2 separate regions of the Mus musculus genome follow, and region 1 is linked to region 2. Evidence: chromatin loops called from intact Hi-C (ENCODE). Cell type or tissue: left cerebral cortex. All regions are shown on one strand. Links, peaks and the distances in the headings refer to the core of each region. The heading gives the core; the rest is flanking DNA. Region 1 holds the start of Slc4a4 (solute carrier family 4 (anion exchanger), member 4). Region 2 has its middle 27 kb from the start of Dck.

What was found. Peaks named below come from ENCODE experiments on the same cell type or tissue, not always from the same donor. Only the 100,000 strongest peaks of a DNase experiment are listed, where the experiment ranks them.
Region 1: a loop joins it to region 2, with 5 times the contacts of the local background. A loop is called at or near these places in 6 of 42 quality-filtered maps.

What each region holds. Positions count from the first base shown.
Region 1 is chr5:88,882,974-88,890,973 of GRCm38, reverse strand. It overlaps Slc4a4 (solute carrier family 4 (anion exchanger), member 4), which reads right to left and starts at 3,714. Exons shown (of 27, transcript NM_001359211.1): 1 at 3,650-3,714. In left cerebral cortex, for the core only: CTCF peaks have their summits at 1,443 and 6,718 (motif pointing left); DNase peaks (open chromatin) are centred at 3,318, 3,994 and 6,721; H3K4me3 peaks cover 2,749 bases.
Region 2 is chr5:88,784,040-88,800,487 of GRCm38, reverse strand. It overlaps a transcript of Slc4a4 not described here. Among named protein-coding and RNA genes, the nearest start is that of Dck, 27 kb to the right of the region's middle. In left cerebral cortex, for the core only: a CTCF peak has its summit at 8,770 (motif pointing left); DNase peaks (open chromatin) are centred at 8,766 and 9,527; H3K4me3 peaks cover 417 bases.

The DNA of each region.
Region 1 (8,000 bases), core at 1-8,000, 95 kb before region 2:
TAGCCCTCAAGACTGAAGTTCGGTGAAAACACCGAAACGGAGAATTAAGCAGGGCCACACCTTCAGCACTGTAGCATCTCAAACCTCAGCCCTGAAGCAAGTGGGCACTGCTGATGGGCAGCACGGCCTAGGGGTGATGAAGATCACATTAAACGAGATGAACTTTCATCTGTTTTACCCTCTTCCTGTGTGACTGAAATAACACCCATCCTCTTCACCATTGTCCTTCAATGAAGATGTAGCAGTGGTCTGCAGATAGACTGTGAATGCTAGCCTCCACCAATAACTACCCAGGGAGTTTTTTTAAAAGTTCACTGTCTTGGTTTTTTGAGTCTCCCAGCTAAGTATAAAAACCTCTTCCATCTGCTTGATTTTCAGGGAAGAAGACTGCGTTTTGGCTCCCACAAACAACACATGAATAACAGTTTCACCATAACTGTTGTTACTATTTCCACTGCCATCCGTTTTCGATACAGCTCCTAATTCAGGGGCAACAAAGACATTATTACTAAGGAGTCTACCCCTGTGCACTTCCTGTAGAAGACTAGAGGAAGCATTTTTCCCTCTCCCATCTCACAGCAGGTAAATAAAGGCATGGCCATTCACACTCTCATCTTCCTTTGGGGCCTTGCCAACTGTCTTGGCACTCTCTGCTGAGGCCAGAGAAATGCAGTACAAGGCATAGCCTCGGAGCCATTGTGATAGTAGTCAATGTGGCTGAAGATAAAATAAAATGAGCCACCTCTGAATTTGTGTGGTTTTGTGTGTAACTATGCAGATTAGACAGCGCTGTGTGAAAAAGTATCCACATCTATGGCTGGAAAAATAGCTAAACTCGTGCAGTGGTGGGTACATGAAATGACTTCAAGTTAGGACCCAAACATCTATGACCAAAATGTACTAAGTGTCTGAACGTGAGGAGTTAAGCAAAAAATATTTGTATCCAACGTACCCCTGACCTTATATCAAAGAAACAGAATTTATCCCCTAAAATACCTATATGCAAGAGTCATAGTATCTAGTTTGGTAAAGTCCTATTTGGTTCCTGGGTCTTCTCTAACTGTTCATTTTTGCTAAAGGGTTCCATTAAAAACAAATTTCATGGGTCTTCAAGTTGTCCTAAAAAAAGCAACATCAAATAAGATAAGTGGTCTGTTTACAGCTTCCTCGGACCAATCAGTCATGTACCCTGATCTCTTCCATTTTGGAATGGAAAAAAACAACAAACAAACAAACTTGGAAACCTTAATCATCTTCCACTTGTTCATTCCAACCGAGACCTGACTATGCATCAAATCCAGACTTAAGCCTTTATTCCTAGCGTTTAAAAGGAACATCAGGGAACAAGCTGACAGAGTATCCTGGCCACACTTCTGCAGCAGTGCATTCTCCCAGGACTGGCTCCCCTAACAATAGCAGTCCTCATGGACTGCAGCGCCCTCAAAGGCAGGCAGGGAAACCTGATTACCTACAGTGATTCACCAGTGTGTTTCCTTCCTTAAGTGCTGTTTTCCTTTAAGTTGTGAGCTAGAGACTATCGTGCATGTTATCAGAACAAGAGATCAGAATCTTCAAATTGCACTTGCCAGAGCTCAGTGAAAAATGAGATTACCACCAGGGTGTGCTGGGAGATGTCCCAAAGGTTGCCTGGCTTCCAACACATTTTTTATTTTTTTTTCCTTCCACTACAGTTGCCTGTCTTCCTTTTATACAGTATCTCTATAAATCCAAATGTCTTCGTTTAAAATGATGGCACTTGTTGTCATACACTGCGAGTTCTCTTATGTTGACAAAGTGAACCAAACGGAACACATCAGCAAATTGAGCATACTTCTGGCCACCTGAAAAGTGCACCTGCCTTGCATGTCTTCAAAAATAGTCCTCAACCAGATAATGATACTGACATTTTCATGCTGTAAGACAGAAAGGGATGAGGCTTTCTGCTTTCTCAAATATACCTGGCACTACCAAAATATCCCATTTTCTGTCTCTCACCCCATCCATATATGTGCCCTATACCTCAAGAATTCATAGCAGAAGTTTCCTATCCTACCTAGGTATGGGAGTTTTGTACCATCTCACCTATACCTGGAGATATGGTAAAAACTATTAAATTTCACCATTTAATGTGAGAGATCAGAATCCTGTTTAGATTTAACTTTAAAATGAAAGTAAAAGTTTTTCTCTGCTATGAAAGCTTTACAAAGCAGGCACGCTTCCTTTGAATGAAGTACAAATAGCCCCAGTCTAAGGTACAATAATGACTGGAAAGTATTTCGCTAATGTGACAAACACAAGGACCAGGGTTCTTAGAAACATTTATTTTTAAGTCTTTGAGCCGCTGAGCACAGGACTGGCTGCCAGAGAGAATCTCTTCAAATCACAGTGAGTATAGGCACTAGTGAGCAATACACACTTCCATTCAGATAATATCGCAACCCTAAGTCCCTGATTAAGAAAGGGAAGTTCGATGCAGCGCCTTAAGAAAGAGCCTTTCCAGGATTCGAGACTGTGTTATTGCAGCCCAGCGTCGGGGAGTTCTCACCCAGAGCAAGTCTGTCTAGCACTGAAGTGAAAAGGGAGAGAGAAGTTAAGTGGCAAGGGGAAGAGAAAGGTGCTTTGAGCACTTGAACTTCAGACTGGAAGAACTTGCTGCAGGCAATCTTGCTGAGAAGGTGGGGCCTCTAGGAGTGGAGAAAGGCAAAGCTACACCTTTACAGGGAACCGAGAAGGGCTCTACTTGCTAGAGCCAAGGCAGACATGCTTTCTTGGCGTTTCCCAAGTTGAGGGGTTTTCTTTTCCCCTTTTGTTCTCGGAGAACTTTCCTCTTTGTGGAGCCCGCTGCAGTTAGTTGCTGTCGCTCGGTGGCTGTTCTTAACAGACTGGCAAAGGCTGAGGGCAATGCACTTAAGAAAGGAATCACCTGTCCTTGCCAAGATGCACATGCTGCCCAGTACCTGAGAGAGAGCTCCACGGTCGCCAGCCCACAGAAATCCCAGTTTAACCTCTGACTCCCCCCACCCCCTTGCAAATAAATGTGTGCCGCTTGCAGAGAATCTGCCTGACTCACCCCCGCCTCCGGCGTGCCAGGGAGAGATGCAAGTGCCCGGTCCTGGAGCGGACAGTGAAGTAGGGACCACGGCCTCGATGGCACTATTGCCCCAACCTCCAGAGCTTAAGGATCTGGAGGTGTGTCCCCCCTCAAGCAGGTTCCCAGCCACACCGCGACCACCCGGGCTCAAGGAAACACAGTGTCACTGCTCTTGAGCCCAGCCCGGGCGTCTACTGGCCCCACAGTCGTGGCAACAACGCCCGGTTACGTGCAGGCGGCTATGCAGTAGGGGGAAAACAGAACCACCCAAAGTCGTCATCTGAACGCTTAGACAGAATAAAAAGTACTTTTTCCGCAGCAACAGCAGCGGTGTCCACACTTCTCCGGCGCCCAGCCCAGGGGATGCCTGGCCCGCCACTGACCTCTCTCTCTCTCTCTCTCTCTCTCTCTCTCTCTCTCTCTCTCTCTCTCTCTGCGTCCCTCCCTGGACGCACCGAGGCCGCCCGCGCGCCCTGCGGGACTGCCACCCAGTGCCCACCCCGCGGGCGAGGCATGGGGACGTGGCCGACCCTCCCTGCCACCGCTTGGGCCACTCACCTCCTGGGGTCGGGCTTCCGTCGCTCCTCCAGCTTGGCGACCGAGTGTGAGGCTGCAGCGGCCGCCGCCGCCGCTGCCGCCGCCGCCGCTTTCGCCGCCACCTCGGCCGCCGCCGCCACCTAAGCTCTGCCCCGCGCGCCGCCGGGGCTGGGAGGCGGGGGAGCGCGGGGACCCGGGCGGCGTGGGCTGGGAAGTTGGCGCGGCCGGTCGCAGAGCGCGCGGGGCAGCGGTCGCAACTTTGGCGCCGGGTGGGTGGCTGCGCACTGTGCGTCGGGGAGGCGGCCGAGGGGCGAGGGTGGCCGCGGGAGGGTCGGCCCCGCGGGGAGGGATCGGCGACGCGGAGCAGAGGTGCTGGCCTCGGGGAGGGGACGGCGGCGGCGGGGCGGCTCCGCTCTACTCTGCCTCCCGCAGTTCCCGCGTGTGCGCCCGGCTCTCTGTGTGGCTGCCGGGAACCGACGCTGCAGCCGAGGCCGGGCTCGGGGATGGGCTAGGCGGCCGAAGCTGTGCGGCGAGCGCGAGCCCGCGATCCATATTTAAAGCGGCGAGTGGCCACGGCCGGCCCCCTGCCCTGCCCTCGCTCGCGCCCGCCCGGCCCCCTCGGCTCCCGGCCGCCGCTCCGCGTCAGCCGCCCGAGCTTCGGAGGAGGGGAGGGGCCTCTGGCTGCGCCGCCCTCGCCGGGGGCTCAGCACGCTGCGCCCTCCCGGGGCTGGAGGGGGCATCTGGCCCCCGACCCCGCAGTCTCGCCTTGCCAGGCTTCTCGCAACCAGAGATAGGTTCAACTTTTCACCCAGATGGCCTCAGTCCCCCCACATGGGAAGAACCTGAAGTTGCCTGCCCAGATCATTCCGGATGCTACTCTACAAAACTTGGCGTGTGTTGGTAAAGAAAGTGTTGTCAGCGCCCATATCAAGTCACCAGTCATCTTTTTTGACAAAGAATGTCTGGGGGACACAGGAGTGTCATTGGTGGCTTATGTCTGAATTAAGGAAACACCCTCAGCCATCTAAGCCAGGTTCTTACATTTGCAAAATGATCTTTCATATTTACTATGCTGATGAAACTAATTAAATACCCCCTTGCCAAGCAAATCACAATTATGTCAATAGCCCAGTACGACTGCCGTCAGTCCTTTAAGGTGTGAGCAGTTGCCAGCACAGACACTATCTAATGTTCTGAAAACTCCTGTAGAGTGGCCATTTAATGGGCTTATGCCGCATATCATATGGTGCAAGCATGTCTGTGTTTCCTGTTCATGCATTTTGTATGTGAAAGTCACCGTTGAGCCACCCAAATACATAAGCACGGGAGAAGTCACTTCACATACTAACTCTTGCTTCCAACACTTCTAACATAGGTAATAAGATGCTTGAGAAGGGGGACTTTGGGTGTAGAGGTAAAATAGGTTAATAGTAGAATCACTATTTTTCTTCCTTTCCTTTCCTTTCCTTTCCTTTCCTTTCCTTTCCTTTTCTTCAGTATCTAGAACTAAAGAAGATACATGGTGTCTCCCCTGGGGTTGGAGAAGCAGATACAGAGGTTGTGTTTGGGGAAAGCTGGTGTGTATAAAACCCTTACTCAACACTCAGCAAGCACTGGGAACCACCCCAAGTTGCCTAATGTCTGAAATTAAAATGCACTAATGTCATGTGTTTGGCTGTTGTCATTTCTGGCTTACGTTCATGTTCACACATTCTACAAAACCTACGGCAGCGATAGGGGCAATTGAGAAGTGAAGGTGGAACAAGACATGATCTTTAAATCCCCCCTGAGCAATTATATTTTGTCTCTAGGCTAATGTTTAAAGTAACTGTCACTCCTAAACACACAGCAAGACTCAGCAACCCCAAAGCTCATGAGCAAAAAAAAGAAATCACTTTTGTATTAAGAATTTGCCACTGCTGATCAGCAGTTTTTCATGCTGTGGATTATGTATTTCAACATAGCTGGCAATTTCTCATTATAGTCGTGAACCAGCCATGAATAGTCAGCTTTAGTGACTGTCTGAGAAAGGAAAAGTCCAAGAAACACATTTCCCATGTGCTTGGCTGCAAAATACGTCAAAATGCCCTTCATGCAAATTGATAGGTAACCCCTGGAGGCACCTTATTATCAAGATTGGCAAGAATTTGCCCTGTAAGGGGGTACAGAGCTGGTGAGCAGGGTGGGGGTGGGAGGCGAGAATGAGTACTGTGGAGTGAAATTTGGTATGTGTCTTAAATTAATGAGAAAAGAATTGGCCTTGGCTGACAGCCTGCTAGCCCTGTTATCACTCTCCACTTGGTGTTTGCGATCCCACAATTAAAAAGGCATGTTCCATTTCCTTTCCTATTGATTACTGTCCAGTAATAGAGATTCGTGTGCTTTCCTTGGAAAGGTCATGATTAACTTTTTTTTAACTCTGTGTGTGGTCGGTCACCTTTGCTTTTGCCATTCCAAGCAAGGACAATAAATACTGATCGTCTTGTTTTTGGTTTTGGTTTTGGTTTTTTTTTCCCCCTCCGAACTTGTCCTAACATATGCCCTATCACCTTTGATTCCTATAAACACAGAGAAAGATTAATTTGCTCTTTTTCTCCTATGGCTCACAAAGTTTGAGGATGAAAAGAGCAAACAGAAAAGTCTGGGTGTGGTAGAGCATACCTGTAATTCAACATGGAAGACGGGCTTCAGGCCAGCCTGGGCTACAGAGTGAGCCCAAAGGCAGCCTGGAATATATTGTAAGACTTGTCTCAATAAAACAACACAATAAAGGAAATAAGAGGTCCTGGGCTTTAGCTCAATAGTAGAATGCCTGCATAACAGGAGCAAGGTCTGGGTTGAATATCCAGGGGAAAAAAAGAAAGAAAGAAAAGATTGGTGGAATTAGTATAATCCTAACTGGTAATGGCTTGTTTGGTTTCTGCCCAATAGTTCCCTGTGCTTTATAGCCTTCTGAACTACCTACCCATTTACTATTTAGTTTATTAATCAAGTTTCTTTCCCACCTATGGTCCTAGTAGAGACACAGAGAAAACTTCCTGCAGGAAGCTTTGTTAGAATGACAAGCACCATCTAGTGGCGGCAGGTGATGAAGCCTCCTGCCTCAGATAACACAGATAAAAAGTTCTGAGGCCCTAGCCCTGGGCCCATCAATGTACAGCATCAAAGGAGAGCATGATACATACCAACATTACACAACTAGTAGGCTTGCTGTTAATCGTGGAGTGGAAGTAGGCCACGGAGCTGCCCTGCAGATAGGATTATCACAGTAGAATTTTTCTCAGTCTTTGTGTAATTTTGACTAGGTCCTAAAGACTTCTGTATTTAAGTTGCTTTTATTTCATAGAATAAAATTTTAAAAAAAAAGTGGTGCTTGCTGCTACTTATTCACTAGACAGTAGAACCTATAAGCATATTTTATTAGAATCTTTTCATTATTTTATCAGGACAGAAAAATAGCAGTACTATTGAATTTATCCCGAAGTTATAAAAATAAATGTAACATTCAGACAAATCTCCTAAGAGACCTGTACTGCCTGGTTTTATGTGTCAATTTGACACAATCGAGAGTCATCAGAAAGAAAGGAGTCTCAGTGGAGGAAATGCCTACATGAGATCCTGCTGTAAGGCATTTAGTCATCTCAGTAGGGATCAGTGGAGGAAGGCCTAGCCCATGGTGGGTCCTGAGTTCTATAAGAAGGCAGGTTTAGCAAGCCACAGGAAGCAGGCCAGTAAGTAGCACCCCTTCGTGGCCTCTGCATTAGCTCTTGCCTCCAAGTTCCACCCTGCTTGCATTCCTGTCCTGACTTCCTGGAAGTGTAAGTGGAATAAACAGTTCCCTCCTCAACTCGCTTTTTTAGTCATGGTGTTTCATCTCAGTAATAGAAACCCTGGCCCTAACTAAGACAAGACCTAAACAAAAATGAGGTAATGGATACACTGTATCTTGTTGCCTACAGAAGTTAAGGGCTGATAAAAAGAGTTCCTGCGTTTGGAGTTCTTTTTAAATAGGTCACTCATTTGTACAAGTTCGACAAGTATTTTGTTACACGGTTTTCTTTGTGCTGATATTTGTTTTGACTTGGAGCTGTTTTGCTAGTAAACACTATTGCAACAAAGATTCATTGACGTTGCTATTCCTATGTCAATGTAGCCACCTCCTTAACTGAGAGCAAGAAACATGGGCTTTTCCTTCTGGTTCTTTGCAACTAGTCTGGTATAAACCTGAAAGGGTATGGTCAGAGGATGAGGAGAAGGGAGGAGGGAGGGAGGGAGAGAGAGCGAGAGAGAGAGAGAGAGAGAGAGAGAGAGAGAGAGAGAGAGAGAGAGAGAGAGAGAGAGAGATTTGATGATCTTCCATTTTCCTTTTACT
Region 2 (16,448 bases), core at 4,299-12,298:
AGTGACAGAACAAGATGCTGTACATTATCCTCTGGGCTCTGAACATGGCAGCCATACATAGGTATGTATAAAATACACGTGCGCACACACACACACAAGAGTGAGAGAGACTCATACTTTATAGCTTTTTAATCTGAAGAAACCTGCGTCCAATACAATTAGGACATAGATGAAGTTAGGTGTAATGGTACCGGAGTCAGGCATGAGGACACAGCAGGTAAAGGCATTGGATGCCAAGCCTGATAACATGTACTCAATTCCCCGGAGCCCACACGGCAGCAGAGAACAGAACCCTGCATCGTGTCCTCTGGCTTCCAACTGCACAACATGGTACACACACGTACAATGTTTAAATTTTCTAAAGAAAGAGATATAAAGGGTAATTTAGGTTATAAATAAAGATGGCACTGCACAACAGTGGGGAAAGTAGTTTTTAAGGAAGTATTGAAACAATTAGAATAGCCAACTATGGGGAGATTTTATGTTATGTCCTTCATGCCAACACAGATTTTCAGTGCATCAAAGCTTTAAACATTAAAAACAAGAGCATAAAGTACCTGAAACAGAATAAATTTATAAACAATAATACTAAGTATATAAAACATGAAAATTATAAATTCAGATATATTCCATACTACTGAAAGAAGAACTGAAAGACATTTTGCATCGGAGAGAAAAGAGAACAACCTTGCACTGTGACAGGAGTCCTGCCGCACACCACTTGGCAAGAGTAAGATGATTTTAAGAGGCTGTATCTTTGACTCAGAAGTTCCGCATCTATGAATTTATCATATACAACAGATAATGGAGAGCGGTGAGAAGAGGGGTGTGTGTGTGTGTGTGTGTGTGTGTGTGTGTGTGTGTGTGTCAGTGTGTGTGCCTCTGTATGTGTCTGTGTGCCTGTGTGTGTGTCTGTGTATATGTGTGAGTGTATGTGTAAGTGTATGTATGTGTGAGTGTGTGTGTATATATGTGATAGAATGAGTGTACATGAGTATGTGTGAATGAGTGTGTGTGAATGAGTGTGTGTGAATGTGTGTGAGAAAGTGTGCATGAGTATGTATTTATGCGTGTGAGTGTATATATTTGTGAGTGACTGTGTGAGTGTGTATTCTGAGTCAGTGTGTGTGTGTGTCTGTGTGCACACATGTGTATGTATTCAGAAGTATCTGAAATACCAAAATAGAACAAGTGGGATACATGTATAAAATTCAATCACATACATACAGCCTTTCAAGGGTAAGACAAACCCACATAGTTTGAAATGATCTCTTAGAGTAATGTGCAGTTACATGGAGAAACAGTGAGCTGCGAATACTGTCATTGGTTATGCTTTGTGTTTGTGGGGGAAGGCTTATACTCATGAATCTTTTGGGTAGGCAACAATGACCAGGAAATTAAGAAGAGATAGTTGATGTTATAGTATGTCCATTTATGGATTTTCTGTTTTATGAAATATGCATATAGTTTCTATTCAATAGTATAGAAAATAGCATTTTGATACGTTAAAAGTAATCACTGTTTGTTGAAATGCCTTTACTGAGCCCCAAACTATGGAAATTGAGGAAATGTGTTTCTTATATTGTTGGATGAGAACATTAAAATCTAGGTGCCAGTCATGTCATTCTACCAAAATTTAACAACATAAACCAGTTACTTTGGAATTTCTATTCGCTCTTTGAGAATTCTATACATGCCTACAAGGTATCTTGCTCATATCCATTCCCACCCATTTCTTCTCTTAGTCCCTTTTCCCCATGAGCTACCTATTTACAGACTGCCTGAAACTTACTCAGCAACCGAGGCAGCAAAAGAAAGCTGTTCATAGCGTAGACAGATCTGTTTATTAAAGATTTCTCAGAACTTTGGCTCTCAGCCTCTTACCCCATACTACACCAAAGCTCAGAGGCCACTCTGTAGCCTGGTCTCTATGGTCCCTTTTTCAGTCGTTCTGACTTGAGTGGGATTTTTTTTCTCTGTTTATGAAAGTATTCGGTAATTGTTTTACATTCTACTCAGAACTTTGGTTGCTTTTTAGTACAACTGGGAAGCCCAAATATCTTCCTCATCATATTGCTAGAAATCAAACTTGTAAGACGGTATCCCTCTTCCATGTTAATCTTAAAAAACAGTCTTTGGCCAGGCAGTGGTGGCATACACCTTTAATCCCAGCACTCAGGAGGCAGAGGCAGGCTGATTTCTGAGTTCAAGGCCAGCCTGGTCTACAAAGTGAGTTCCAGGACAGCCAGGGGTACACAGAGAAACCCTGTCTCGGGGGCCGGGGGGGGCAGGGGGGGATCCAGTCTTTCTCTATGTGGGCTCAGAGTAGTATTATAGTTCCCTTTGCATTGGCGATTGGTCATACAACTTACTTTGCCCAATAAAATGAAAAGAAAAAGATCTATGTCACTTTTGGAACAAAACAAGACTCAAGTGGTAAAGGCAGCTGACCAGGGTTCGATTCTCAGGGTCCATGAGGTAGAAGGAAAGAAGTAACTCCAAGTTGTCCTCTGACCTCGGTTCACATGCCGGGGTACTCACCTGTCCCACCCAACTCCAAAATATATGTGTAAATGTAATTTTTAGATGTTCAATAAAAAAAAAGTGTGGTGATCCTAACACCACCAAGTTACAGTGACAAAACTCAGCATCGTGGCTTTTCTGGTAGCTCACTGTTCCCAGGAAGGTGCCCTTGGGTACCTGTATGGTACTAAAATTATTCTGCTGAGTTATTGTTTGTGTGTGTGTGTGTGTGTGTGTGTGTGTAAAATCTGTTTTATATTCATAGTGCTTGGTTTCATTTGGTTTGTTTTTTGTTTCGTTTTATTTTGGGTTTTGGGTGGTTTTTTTTTTTTTTGAGACAGGGTCTCACTATGTGGCCCAAGATGACATCAAACTCTGGATCCCTGTTCCTCTGCCTCCAAGTACTGGATTTTGAGCATGCACGTACCACCAATCTCAGCTTAAATTCACAATCGTTATATAAATTATAACTCCACTGTTAAAAAGCTAGCCTAGGATTTCTTTTTATCCAGCCGCAACCTACTTGGGCCTACATTATCCACATTCCTCTCCTTCTCTCCCCCACAAGCTCAGAAAATTCCAGCGCCAGACAACACAAACGCAAAGTCACAAGGAAAGCAGAAACACAAATATTTTTAACTAGTGGGAAGATCAAAGAAAAGTCAATAATGAACTGTGGCTTCATCAAACATTTACAGAGAGCACTAAGACACCGAACAAAAGAACCAGTGGCCGAAATGTATATTAGGAAGCATTGTATTTGATTTAGAGCAATTTCTTCTCAAATTTGCAATTGGCCTTTAAGTCATTTAAGTGTAACATTATGTTAAGAAATTACAATGAAAGTTTGGTTCATTGTGGTCTCAGGGAACTGAAATCTGCTTGGAACACATGTCTGAAGTTAGGAAGACATATTCTTTCCTTTTTGTGACCTCTATGTGTTAAAGCAGCTGCCAAGCAGGCTGACAACACCCAGAAAATGCATTTATGTTCCTTTGCACACCAAATGTGCTTGTTGCTGTCAGAAACAGACATTCCTCATCCACATCGCAACCCGGATCGCTCTCCTCTCAACAGAAGTGGACCGCAGGGAGGGTAAAGAGCAAAGGAAAGTCAGGCCAACAGTGGCCTAAGTCAACGACCTCTGGGGAAAGCCCTTTAGATCCTCCTGCCAGAAGCTGCAGTCCAAGGACTGCGGGAAAGCCAGGTTACTGGTAGACAAGCTGCTTCCGAGAGGGCCAGTGGCAGAGCAGAAGGACCTGCCTCAAATCCAAGATCATCCTGCAGTGGACTGCGTGGACAGTCTGCTGAATGAGTTCGCAGCGATACGAAACCATCAATAAATCAGACACCAAAGGGGGGGGGGGAGAACTTGATAGTATTAATAGCAATTATTCCCAAGTTTGTTAACAGCTTTCTTGAAGGAAAAATGACAAAGAAAATGTAGAAATTATCCCAGCCCTTCTGAGGTGTATCTCTCTGGAGTCGTTTCTGTCATGAAAGACTCTTAGAAATCTTTAAACCTTTTTCCGTCTCACTGTGGGGAGGCGCGAGTCCTCTAGAGGGAGGCAGCTGTGAGATTGGAGCAAAGCAAAGCACTTGTATCTAGGGTATCTCATTTTAAAAAAAACAATGCCTTTCACTGGCTATAAATCAGGCGACAATGCCTATCTTAGAAGTTTATTAGAGAGAATACAGATGTTTTTCACCCTGTAACCATTTACGTAGATAAAGTTGTGAGAGAGGCAGTGTTTCCAGGTGGGAAGAAAAAGGCTTTCCATTCCGAGATTCTGGCTCAAACAAATCAAAGCAGTGTCACTTCACCAAGTGAAGTCCTTTGAACCTCAGTGGCCCTATTTAGACTGTTACCAGGATTAAATATTAACATCTGTGAAGGCCGACTCACTTCACAGATACTCAGTAGATGACAATTACCTTCAGAGTCTTCTACTTTCTCATTATTCCCCTTTCATTTATGGAGTTAACAAAAACTGATTACCCGTTATTGACTTATGGTAAAATGGTAACAAAAACCTATAAGCCCCATCTTCATGGAGTTTGCATCAGTAGAGAACACACACATAGGAGAAAAAAAAAAAAAAAACAGAAACAACAATAATGAAAATAGGCCAGCACAGCACAATTTTATAATGTGTGGCAAGAAGGAGCGTATTTGGTGCTGTGGTTAACACAGAAGAGAGACACTTCATTCAGCCTTAGGCCAGAGTTTCGTGGAGAAAACTACAGCTGAAAACTGAGGGAGGAGTTGGAGTCTGCTAATGAAGCGCAGGAGGTCAGGAAATATTTTCAAAGGCCCAGAACTGGGGGAAATTGGGTTTGTCCCTTGTTCTGGGATACAGCAAATTCTCCTTTACATCTTTCTGGGTTTGCCCCAGATCATAAGTATCATGGTGCATAGCCTTCCCACTGACCATAGCCACAGAAAAGACACTCTCTCCAGCCCAACTCCCACCTCAATCAAGTATAAATCGCATCCATCATCCACCGGTCGCAAAGCCAAACTCCTGGTTTTGTGGTCCGATAATTCATAATGTGCACTCTTATTCCCATCCAGGGATGATGCTCTGACAATGGCAGTGGACTCGGTGGTGGATAAACACCATTCATATCTACCACGATCTTACAGACCAATTAAGCAGCAGCAACGTGTAGTTACATGTTACATGAATTAACAAATGTAACTAAAGACCAAATAAGCAAAGATCATGATGAAAATAAATATAAGAACTCAGCTCTAGCTTGAGAGTGGTATTTTCACACTGGGTAGTGAGGCATGTGTACATAGCAGTATCAACAGTTGCATCAATAAGTTCATTTTCTGTCAAGCCAATATTTGGAGACTTACTATTATATTATCACACACCAGGTATGTATCCAGACAAAAGAGATCACCTATTTTTGTTAGCTGAGAAAGAAGGATTTAAGAACTGGATGACAAAATATATAAAGACGCCTTAAGTAACAAACCACTCTATAAACAGTCCCTGTACTCTCTTTACAAGAAAGTTACACCTGAAATTTTATCTTTGCTTTGACATTATTCTGAATGCTTATTCCTTTATGTATCATTGAGTTTCTAATAACAAATGTAAGTAAGTAAGTAATACTTTGCACCTAATGGTTTTACTATACTTAAGACTAAGCTAACAAAATGAGCCTTTCTCAAGCCCTTAATGAGGAGAAAAAAATTACCAATTTTGAGAAAGCTATGAAAAAGTCAAATCTTCTTAAATACACAATTATTCAAAATAATTGTACAGCTTAAAATAGGACTGGCCTTAAATTAACAAATTTGTGTGCATATTAAAATACCAAATATTATCAACTATAATAAAAATATTTAGCACTGAACATTTATTAATTTGTATAACAAAATTATTCAGCTATGATAATTTGACCATTTATCAGCAAAGAAAAAATAGTGAAATAACAACACAGGCAAATAGAACCACAGACTTGGTGCATAAATGCCTGATAATAGAGATTTGGACTTCTAACAAAAATGATTCAAAGCATATCCTTACAAACTACAAATAAAACTGATCAGTGTCATAGCACGCCCTTTATGCAAGCAGATGGGATATTAGATTTCTCTATTTACCTTCTACATATTTGCTTTTGAATTCATCTAACTTAGTACATCAGTCCTAAAACTGGTTCTCTCCAGGTGCTCTTCCCATGCCGTTCGTGACGTTTCTCTTTCTTTCCATGTATTTGATCATAAAAGGCCATAAAAACGCATGCAATATTTGAACCTGTAGATGGAAGGTGTCTGCATCTTTCTCTGAATGTATTTCCCTTGATAATAAATGGAAATCAAATTAAGACAGAGATTCCTAGTTCCGTCGTCACTCCCTACTAAGACAGAAAGGTAGATAGACATACACCATGTCTTTCCTGCTGCAGATGTCTACTACCCTAAATAAAAACGCTTATGGTTATACTTACAGTCCGGACCCTTCAGACGGTCTGTAGTGATGTCCTTTCAGCAATGATGTCTGGAAAAATCAAAGAAGTCCACCTTCCCTCCTTTTCAGCTCCTAATATCTTCTGAAGGATGCAGGCTCAAGAGTTGCCAAATGAGAAGGGGGAAGGCAGCCAAATAGGGACTCCTAGCCAATCTCAAAACAGCAGGTCATGGCCAACAGACCATCTCTCTGCTGTTCTCTCTCTCTCTCTCTCTCTCTCTCTCTCTCTCTCTCTTCCTCCCTTGTCTTAAGAGTTAGGAACAGTTCTTTTTCAAAGTTGATGTAACACAAAGATCTTTGTATTTCTTCTGTATGAAGTGATCAGTAGGGAAAACTTACAGCAAGGAAAATGCAAAAGTCATGGCAGTTATTTCTTCTAGCTTATTTTGTTTATTGGTGTCTGTCTGTCTGTCTGTCTGTCTGCGACTCACAAGCATGTGGAGGTGAGAGAACAATTTCAGTAGTCAGTTCTCTTCCTCCGCCTTTACGTGGATTCTGGGCATCCATCTTGAGTCACATCCATACTCCAGGCTCACTGGCCCATCGGCTTCCAGGCAAGCCTCAGGTCTGCCTTCCATCTCTCTGTCAGAGTACCAAGATGCGCATTTGGCTTTTTACAAGAACTCGGACACTGAGCGTGGGCTGTCGGGCTGAGCCTCCCTCCTTTATGGCTGAGCTAGTGCGGAGGCCCTACTGCTGATCGATTCACTCTGCTTCTCATCTGTTAGGAAGAGCAAAGCAAGCGTGAGTTGGGAATCACGCGCTGTCTTTACATTTGATTTCTCTTTCTTGGAGCTTCCTGAATAATAATTATTAGCATTTCTATGTATCATAACAAGCAAAGGCCTTTCAAGGCTTTTACACTATTGGCTCTTTAAAACAAGCCTGTACCTTGGAAAAGTTCTACTGCCACAACTTGCCAAGTAAGAATACTGAAGCTCACAGAAGTCAAAGCTTGCCCAAGGCACAGCCAACTAAGAGAGAGTTGTCCTCCAAGTCTACATCTCTCTCTCCCTCTCTCTCTCTCTCTCTCTCTATATATATATATATATATATATGTATGTATGTATGTATATATATATATATATATATATATATATATATATATATCCTAAAGATGTCAAAATAAAACAGTTTTTCAGATTTAACATTTATGTGGTGCCCTACCCATGCAGTTGTGCTATCCCCATGGCTCCTCCTCCTAGCGCCTCCTTGTCTGCCTCACTTTCTTCTTACCTCATTTTTTCCTACAGGGATCATTTTAAATTGATTTCTTGATTCTCGTTGAGCTTGCTCTATTTTGAACTTTTCTTAACTTCAAGATAGAAAGGGGGAAAAGACACATCAAAAGGTTCACGTTCCCTTTAGTTCCTACTGCATGAAGGTTTACCCAGGTGCCTGTCCTCTGTGTTGTTCCTTTGATCACTCCAGGAATAGTGGATTCATTACCCTAATCATAATAGTCGCTTACCCAAATAAGAGAAGAGTAATAGTTTCTTTTACAAAAATAGAGCATACATGGGGATGGTTAGATGGCTCAGTGGGTAAGAGCACCCGACTCCTCTTCCGAAGGTCTGGAGTTCAAATCCCAGCAACCACATGGTGGCTCACAACCATCTGTAACGAGATCTGACTCCTTCTTCTGGAGTGTCTGAAGACAGCTACAGTGTACTTACATATAATAAATAAATCTTTTTTAAAAAATAGAGCATACACACACACACATAGGTATTGGGAGTTACTTTTATTTGAATCTATCTTCTAAAAAGGAACACAAAAACCTTTATCTGCCTTGCTTTAAAATAACAGGTAACAGAGTCAGACATGTTAGTGCATGAGGATCCTAGCAGCACCCAGAAAGCCAATGCAGCCAATTCCAGGCCACCATGGCCTACCCTGAGCCCCCACCCGTGTTAGACAGACTTTGATCAGCATGATAAACTAACGAAAAAACTCGGAATTTTCCTTTGGCCTGCATGTTCAGCCAATTGGCTGGGAGTGAGGGTATGGTAGACGCAGACTTTCATCCCGGAAGCCAGGAGCTAAGAGAATTCTTCATTAGTAGGCTTCCTTTTTATTCCATTCAGGACTCTAGCAAACTAGATGAGGCTGCCAACATCCAAGATAGAGCTTTCTCCCCTTAAATAACCATCTCAGGAGGGGTTGGGGAAATGGCTCAACAGTTAAGAACATTTAGCTCTCAACAGCAGTAAGCCGGGAGTTCAAGTGTCTTTAACTCCAGCTCCGGTGATCTGATGCCCTCTTCTGGCCACCCCAGGCAACTGCATGCTCATAACAAACCACAAACGTGAAAGCTTACATGCTTTTTAAAATAATGTTTATAGGACTGAGCTTGGGGGGTGGGGGTGGGGGTCCCAATGGAGGAGTTGGAGAAGAGACTGAAGGAGCTGAGGGGGTTACAGCTCCATGGAGGGAGCAACAGTGTCAACAGGTCAGACCCCCACCCCGGAGCTCCTGGGGACTGGACCACCAAACAAAGAATACACATGGAGCAACCCATGGTGCTGGCCACATATGTGGCAGAGGATGGCCTTGTTGGACATCAGTGGGAGGAGAGTCCCTCGGGCTGAGGGTCTTCAATGCCCCAGTGTAGGGGAATGCCAGGGCAAGAGGATGGGAGTGGGTGGATGGGGGAGCACCCTCATAGAGGCAGGGGAAGGTGAAAGGGATAGGGGGGTTCCAAAGGGGATACCTGGAAAGGGGAAAACAATTGAAATGTAAATAAAGCAAATATCCAGGGGGAAAAAACCTCTTACACAGGATTGGCAGATTTAAAGATGTATTATGCAAAGGATGTTAAGTGCTTGGCACAGGGTTAGAGCTCCGAGCATGTTAACTGTGGGGACTTGGGGTAGAAGTGGAGGGTAACAAATCCTTTCTCACAGGGATTTCTAGGCTGACGTCAGTTAAACCCTGACATGAAGTTGATAAAATAAAACAAACAAAACGTTTTAGTGAAAGCAAACGTTCATTTAGGCTACAGTTCCAGAGGGCTAGAATCCAGAATGCCAAGGAGGAAGCACAGCGTCAGGAATGTCTGAGAGCTCACATTTCAGATGGCAAGCAGTAGGTAGAGAGCTTCTTTTGAAGCCTCAAGCTTGCGGCCAGTGACACATCTGCTTTCTGGGGAGAACTGTGATGTAATTCTGGGTGCCGGTTCTTGTTTTCTCTACTTCTGAGGTCTTACCCAGAAACTCTACCCGTGCCGATATCCTGAAGTGTTTTCCTTGTCTTATTTTGCTTCCAATACGGCTTTGCTTAGGTTTCTTTGGCTATTTGAAGTCTTCTGTGAATTTGTGAATTCTGTGAAGTCTCACATGAATTTGGGCTGTTTTCTCCAATTATTCAGTTATTCTTGGTATTAAAAGTCACTGTGAGAGGATGTGCCTAGCCCTGCAGTGACTAAGGTGGGGGAATATCCAGGGGAGCCTCCCCTTCTCAGGGGAGTACGGGTAGAAGCTGTGTGAGGGAGGCACTGGGAGGCTGATACTGGGATGTAAAGTGAATAAATTAATGAATGAGTGAAAAGCTTAAAAAAAAAAAAAGGGTCACCCACTGTTACACTGGAGCCTAAATCTCCTTTTTATGTCTATCAATGTTTTTTTTTTTAACTAGGTACTAGTCCAACACTTGGCATATAAATTTACATATATGTGTGTGTGTGTGTATCAAAGATTTATTTATTTTATATATGTGAGTACAGTGTCTATGTCTTCAGACACACCAGAAGAGGGCATTATCTAATTAGTGGGTGGCTTTCCTGAGGGTGACACCCAAAGTAGTTGTCCTCTGGCTGTCACCCAAACACAAGCATACACTTGAATACACACACACACACACACACCATGTTGGGAATGAGCAAAACTCATTTCCTATTAATCCCATCTACATCCCCATGTAAGACAGTTTCTTAATGGTAAGACTATGAAGCTGAAAATGCTTCCCAGTTTTCTCTAATTCTTATGACCTATAAACAATCCATCGACACTTACCGTTTTAGCAAAAAGGTTTACATTCACAAAGGAAGAACTCTAATTTTTTTACAATATTAAGATACAAAGATTTATATTCAACACTATTCAAATAATAAAAGTAAATTATGAACTAATATCCCTTAATAATTTTAAAATTCATCCAAAGGGAGAGTAGTTGCTAATATGTTTCTCCTTTATCAGCCCCAGCATATAGGAGAAGCTTAATACATACTTGTTAATGAGGAAATCGAATGGGGAATGAATTACTTAAGACATCTTCCCAAATATCTCACCCTCCGTAACAATCCTGCTCTTCAGATGTAAGCAGACAATAGCTTAGCTCGCTGCACACTTAGGAGGGGAGGGAGGAACAGCATCCACACTGCATCCACTTAAAAGCACAGGAGGGGTCTTGCTGCAGCTCCGCTTTACTCAGGCTTCTGTCCTGAGGCAGGGGCTCACAATACAGCTCAGGCTGACTTTGAACTCACGATCCATTCAAAGTGACTGGATTACACCCAGCTCATTCCTTTTTACTACTGCACAGAATCACTCATTTTCCATGTTTCCAACAGTCAGCATGTTAAATAAGAGGAAATAAAGATGCTGATAATAATGCTTACTTTGCATGTTCATCTTGCTCCTTTTCTGACAGGGTCTCGAGACATAACCCTAGTCGGTCTGGAACTATCTAGATCATTAGCCTCAAGTTTTTATCGGCCAGTCTTCCACTGCCTCCCAAGTGCATAGGATGATAGCTGTGTGCCACTCTGCCACTGAGCACCGTTTAATAACTGACATATATATTACACTTTTTTTAATATTTTTTATTACATATTTTCCTCAATTACATTTCCAATGCTATCCCAAAAGTCCCCCATACCCTCCGCCCCCACTTCCCTACCCACCCATTCCCATTTTTTTGGCCCTGGCTTTCCCCTGTACTGGGGCATATACAGTTTGCGTGTCCAATTGGGCCTCTCTTTCCAGTGATGGCCGACTAGGCTATCTTTTGATACATATGCAGCTAGAGTCAAGAGCTCCGGGGTACTGGTTAGTTCATAATGTTGTTCCACCTATAGGGTTGCAGATCCCTTTAGCTCCTTGGGTACTTTCTCTAGCTCCTCCATTGGGAGCCCTGTGATCCATCCAATAGCTGACTGTGAGCATCCACTTCTGTGTTTGCTAGGCCCTGGCATAGTCTCACAAGAGACAGCTACATCTGGGTCCTTTCAACAAAATCTTGCTAGTGTATGCAATGGTGTCAGCGATTGGAAGCTGATTATGGGGTGGATCCCTGGATATGGCAGTCTCTAGATGGTCCATCCTTTCGTTTCAGCTCCAAACTTTGTCTCTGTAACTCCTTCCATGGGTGTTTTGTTCCCAATTCTAAGGAGGGAACATAGTGTCCACACTTCAGTCTTCATTCTTCTTGAGTTTCATGTGTTTAGCAAATTGTATCTTATATCTTGGGTATCCTAGGTCTTGGGCTAATATCCCCTTATCAGTGAGTACATATTGTGTGAGTTCCTTTGTGAATGTGTTACCTCACTCAGGATGATGCCCTCCAGGTCCATCCATTTGGCTAGGAATTTCATAAATTCATTCTTTTTAATAACTGAGTAGTACTCCATTGTGTAAATGTACCACATTTTATGTATCCATTCCTCTGTTGAGGGGCATCTGGGTTCTTTCCAGCTTCTGGCTATTATAAATAAGGCTGCTATGAACATAGTGAAGCATGTGTCCTTCTTACCGGTTGGGATATCTTCTGGATATATGCCCAAGAGAGGTATTGCTGGATCCTCCGGTAGTACTATGTCCAATTTTCTGAGGAACCTCCAGACTGATTTCCAGAGTGGTTGTACAAGCCTGCAATCCCACCAACAATGGAGGAGTGTTATATTACACTTTTAAACTGTCTGTTTTATGGGCTGTTATTTATTTATTGTGGTACTGAGGATTAAACATAGTGACTTGCACACGTGAGGCAAGTACTGTATCTTAATTCCTATATGACCCTACTTTAGATAAAGACACTGGAATCCATAGCTGCAAGACAGTAAAAAGCAATGCCAACATTTGTAGGTTACATTGTTGTCTTGGAAGCCGTGTGTGTGTGTGTGTGTGTGTGTGTGTGTGTGTGTGTGTGTGTGCGCGCGCGCGCGCACACGCCTGCTACTTTTGTAATGTTCAATGTATTAAAGCTAATGTAACAACTGCTGGTGTGGATCAAATAAATGCGAATGTAACAGGACATGACAGGGTCTGTTTTTTGCTCTTATTGGTGTTTGTACAAAATAACAGTTTCATCATGACACTCTCATCCATGGATGCAGCATATTCCAAGAAGATTCACTCCAGCGCTCCCCATCCAAGAGTCTAATTTAACATCTTTAGTTGTTGCTCATCAACCAGCTGCATGAGAGAAAACATGTGTTGTCTGAGTCTGGCATACTTTGCTTAGTATGATGGTCTATAGTCCCACCCATTTTCCAGCAAATGACTGAGTCTTCCTTACCGCTAAAATTCTATTGTATGACATTTACTCATCCATTGATGGGCAGGGTAGGTGCATGTACAAGCATCACTATTGTACCTGACTTAAGACGTTTGGGTAGACAGCCAGGAGTAGAATAACAGATGGTAGTTCTATTCCTAATGTATTGAGGACCCCTACACTGATTTCTGGAGTAGCTGAACATTCTAACAGTATGTTTTCTCCAACCTACACCATTCTGATCCACCTTTCTTGTCTGCTACTACAGACTGGGGTGAAATGGAATCTCAGAGTAGTTTTAAGTTTTTCCTTTATGTTAAGGAAATTGATTATTTGTATTTATTGGCTATTTGCACTTAAAAAACATCTTTTGTGTATGGGTATTTTGCTTGTGTGTTTGTATGTGTGTGTGTGCGCTCACACATGCACACACCTGTAAACACTGAGGCCAAAAAGGGGAGGTCAAGTTCCTGGAACCAGAAGTACAGCCAGCCATGAGCTACCACGTGGGTTCTAAGAGTCAAACCCAAGTCCAACAGCGAGTACTGTTAGCTGGTGAGCCATCTTTGCAGCCCCCATTTACATACCTTGAGAACTGTGCTCCATGCAGCTGCTCGTTAATGATTAAAATCTTTGTTCCTTAGGTATTTAGTTTTAAGTCTGTATATTCTATTACTCTCACGTCAGAACAGCTGGGAACGATCTCCCATGCTACAGGCCACATGCGCTCTGGTAATGTCTCTTCTATGCAGCAGCCTTTCAGTTTAATTTCATCATGTTTGTCAACTTTGTTACATTCTGGTGCACTGTCCCTTTCAGACCATAGCCTCTCTATGCACGATGACACTCATCTCCTGGAATCTATCTCAACATTTCGTAAGCTAAAGCAAGAAGACTGAGTTTGAGACCAGCCCGGTCTACATAGCAGACACTGCCTCAAAAACAACTCATAATCTGTATCTTGAAATGTTGTGCCTGTTTCTATGAGTAGTTTCCGCGTTTCATTAAGGGTTTTTAATTACTTTGAGTAGATTTTGTTCAGGGGGAGGGACGGGGATCTAAGCCTTCTACATGTGAATGTCCACATTTTCAAGCATCCTTTGTTGAAGAGGTTGGCTTCAGAAGGTTCTTGATCATGTGAAAGTCATTTCATCTGTGAGCTATCTCTGGGTCTTTTCTCTTCCTATCAGTCCATGTGTCTGTTTTTATGTCCATACCACAGTCCCTGTGACTATAGCTATTTATATTTGCTAAGGAAACTGGTCACCAGCAATGTTTTCCTTGTCCCACCTCGTTGTGTTACCTGGTTTGGGTATCAGGGAAGTATTGGTTCCATTGAGAGACCTTAGAAGCGTTCCCTTTGCGTTTTACGAAACAGTTTTCAGAGTGTCAGCATTTGTTAATTCTTTATCCATCTGGTAAAATTCAAAACTGAATCCGTCTGGCCCTGGGCTTGGCTTTTGGGGGCGATGATTACCTTTCATTCTTGCTAGTTTCCGATTGCTTAGGCTTTCCATATTAAGCAGTCCTGAGTCTTCGGGGTCTAAGGATGTTCTTTTGAATCTGAAATGTACTCCCACAAATTCATGCTTGGTCCTATCAAGGCTTGGTGGAACACACCTTCAATCCCAGAACTCAGGGTGTGAAGATCTCCGAGTTCCAGGCCAGCCTGGGAACAGAGAGTGAGGTCTTACTCATTCTTTGGGAGATTATGTAAACGTTAGAATGTGGGATCTGGCTAAAGAAAGGTCTCTGGGAATGGGGCCTTGTATATTATCTGTGGCCCTTCTTGTAACACCCACAGGTTTGTGGTTAGCCGTAAATAGCTCTCCTCTGCCACACACACAATGTTCTGCCCAGGAACCAAATGACCATGGCCTGGACTCTCTGACACTGAGAAATAAGCATTTGGTCACAGTGACACAAAAGTAACTACTACAGCCTGAGTCTGCGTCACATTACGCCCAGTCTCCTGGGTTCACACTGCTCGTTGGGCTAGTCACTCCCTTAGTAAATGAAAATAGGGAGACTTTTAGTACTGGGAGACAGAAAATTCTTCTGTCCTTCCACACTTGAGGCATTTGATTATAAAATCTCACAGGACAGCCTTCCTCTGCCCAGGCAGCAAGCAAAGTAGGAACAAAGAGTGGTCCCATCTCTAGGTCTGTGGACATGATGGGACCAGCTGTCTCAAGCTCTTGGTGCTGTCTTTACTGCAGAGACTAGAATCTTAATTGTGAGCCAAAATAAACACGTCCTCCCCTAAGCTGCTTTTTGTCTGGGTAATTTTATCACAGCAATAGAAAGGAAACTACTAAAGTTTATATAAGTTTTTATATATAATTCTGAAGTGTAATTTTTGTCATGATATGTAACATGGTTAAAGCTAGCTAATTATGATCTCAAATATCATGTCTGGTGGTTGAGGATGCTTACAACTTACTTAGTATTTAAAAATACATTATTGGAGCTTGGAGAAATGACTTGGCAGGTGTCACTCTCCCAGAGGACCCAGCAGCCAGCACATCTGGCAGCTCACAACTGCCTCTAACTCCAGTTCCAGGGGATCAGATGCCCTCTTCTGGTCTTCTAGGAAACCTACATGCACGTGGAACACTAAAATATATTCAGTTACGCACATACACATTCAAAAACAACAAAAATAAATAAAATTCTAAAAAAAGATGGAGGAGGTGAGGCCCGGGGGGAGGGGGGGTGTGGAGGAAACTGTGTCAGGATGGAATCTATGAGAAAATAAACTTATAAAAAGATTTTTTTTAAAGAATATTGGGGTTGTAGAGATGGCTCAGTAGTTAAGAGTACTGACTGTTCTTCCAGAGGTCCTGAGTTCAATTCCCAGCAACCACATGGTGGCTCACAACCATCTGAAATGAGACACGATGCCCTCTTCTGGTGTGTCTGAGGACAGCGACAGTGTACTTATATATCTAAATAAGTAAATAAATAAAAAGAACACATTACTAACCATAGTCACCATGTTGTGACCCATCTCACAAAACTTGTTCCTCCTAACCAAACTTTGTACCGTTTGACTAGCATCTTCTTATTCTCAAGTGATCACAATTGGCCACCCAGGATGTTTTAGACTCTGTATAAAGATCATATAGTATCTATCCTTTTGTAACTAAATTATTTCACTAAGTAAAGTGTCCTCTAGGTTTATACAGGCTACCACAAATTAATTTCCTTCCTTTTTTTAAAGCTGCAACAATTAATATTGCATTAGTGGGAAGAAACTACAGCTTACTTGGTAGGATCGGGAACAAGGCTCGACGATCTCCTCGTACCATGGTTTGTTTTCAACATCTCTCTCAAAGTCCTACCTAATGTACTAATACAAAAAGAAAAGGTACCTTCGTTGGAAGGAATGACAGAAAAAAGTCTCTGTCCACAGCAAGATCACTCGGACAGAAAAACAAC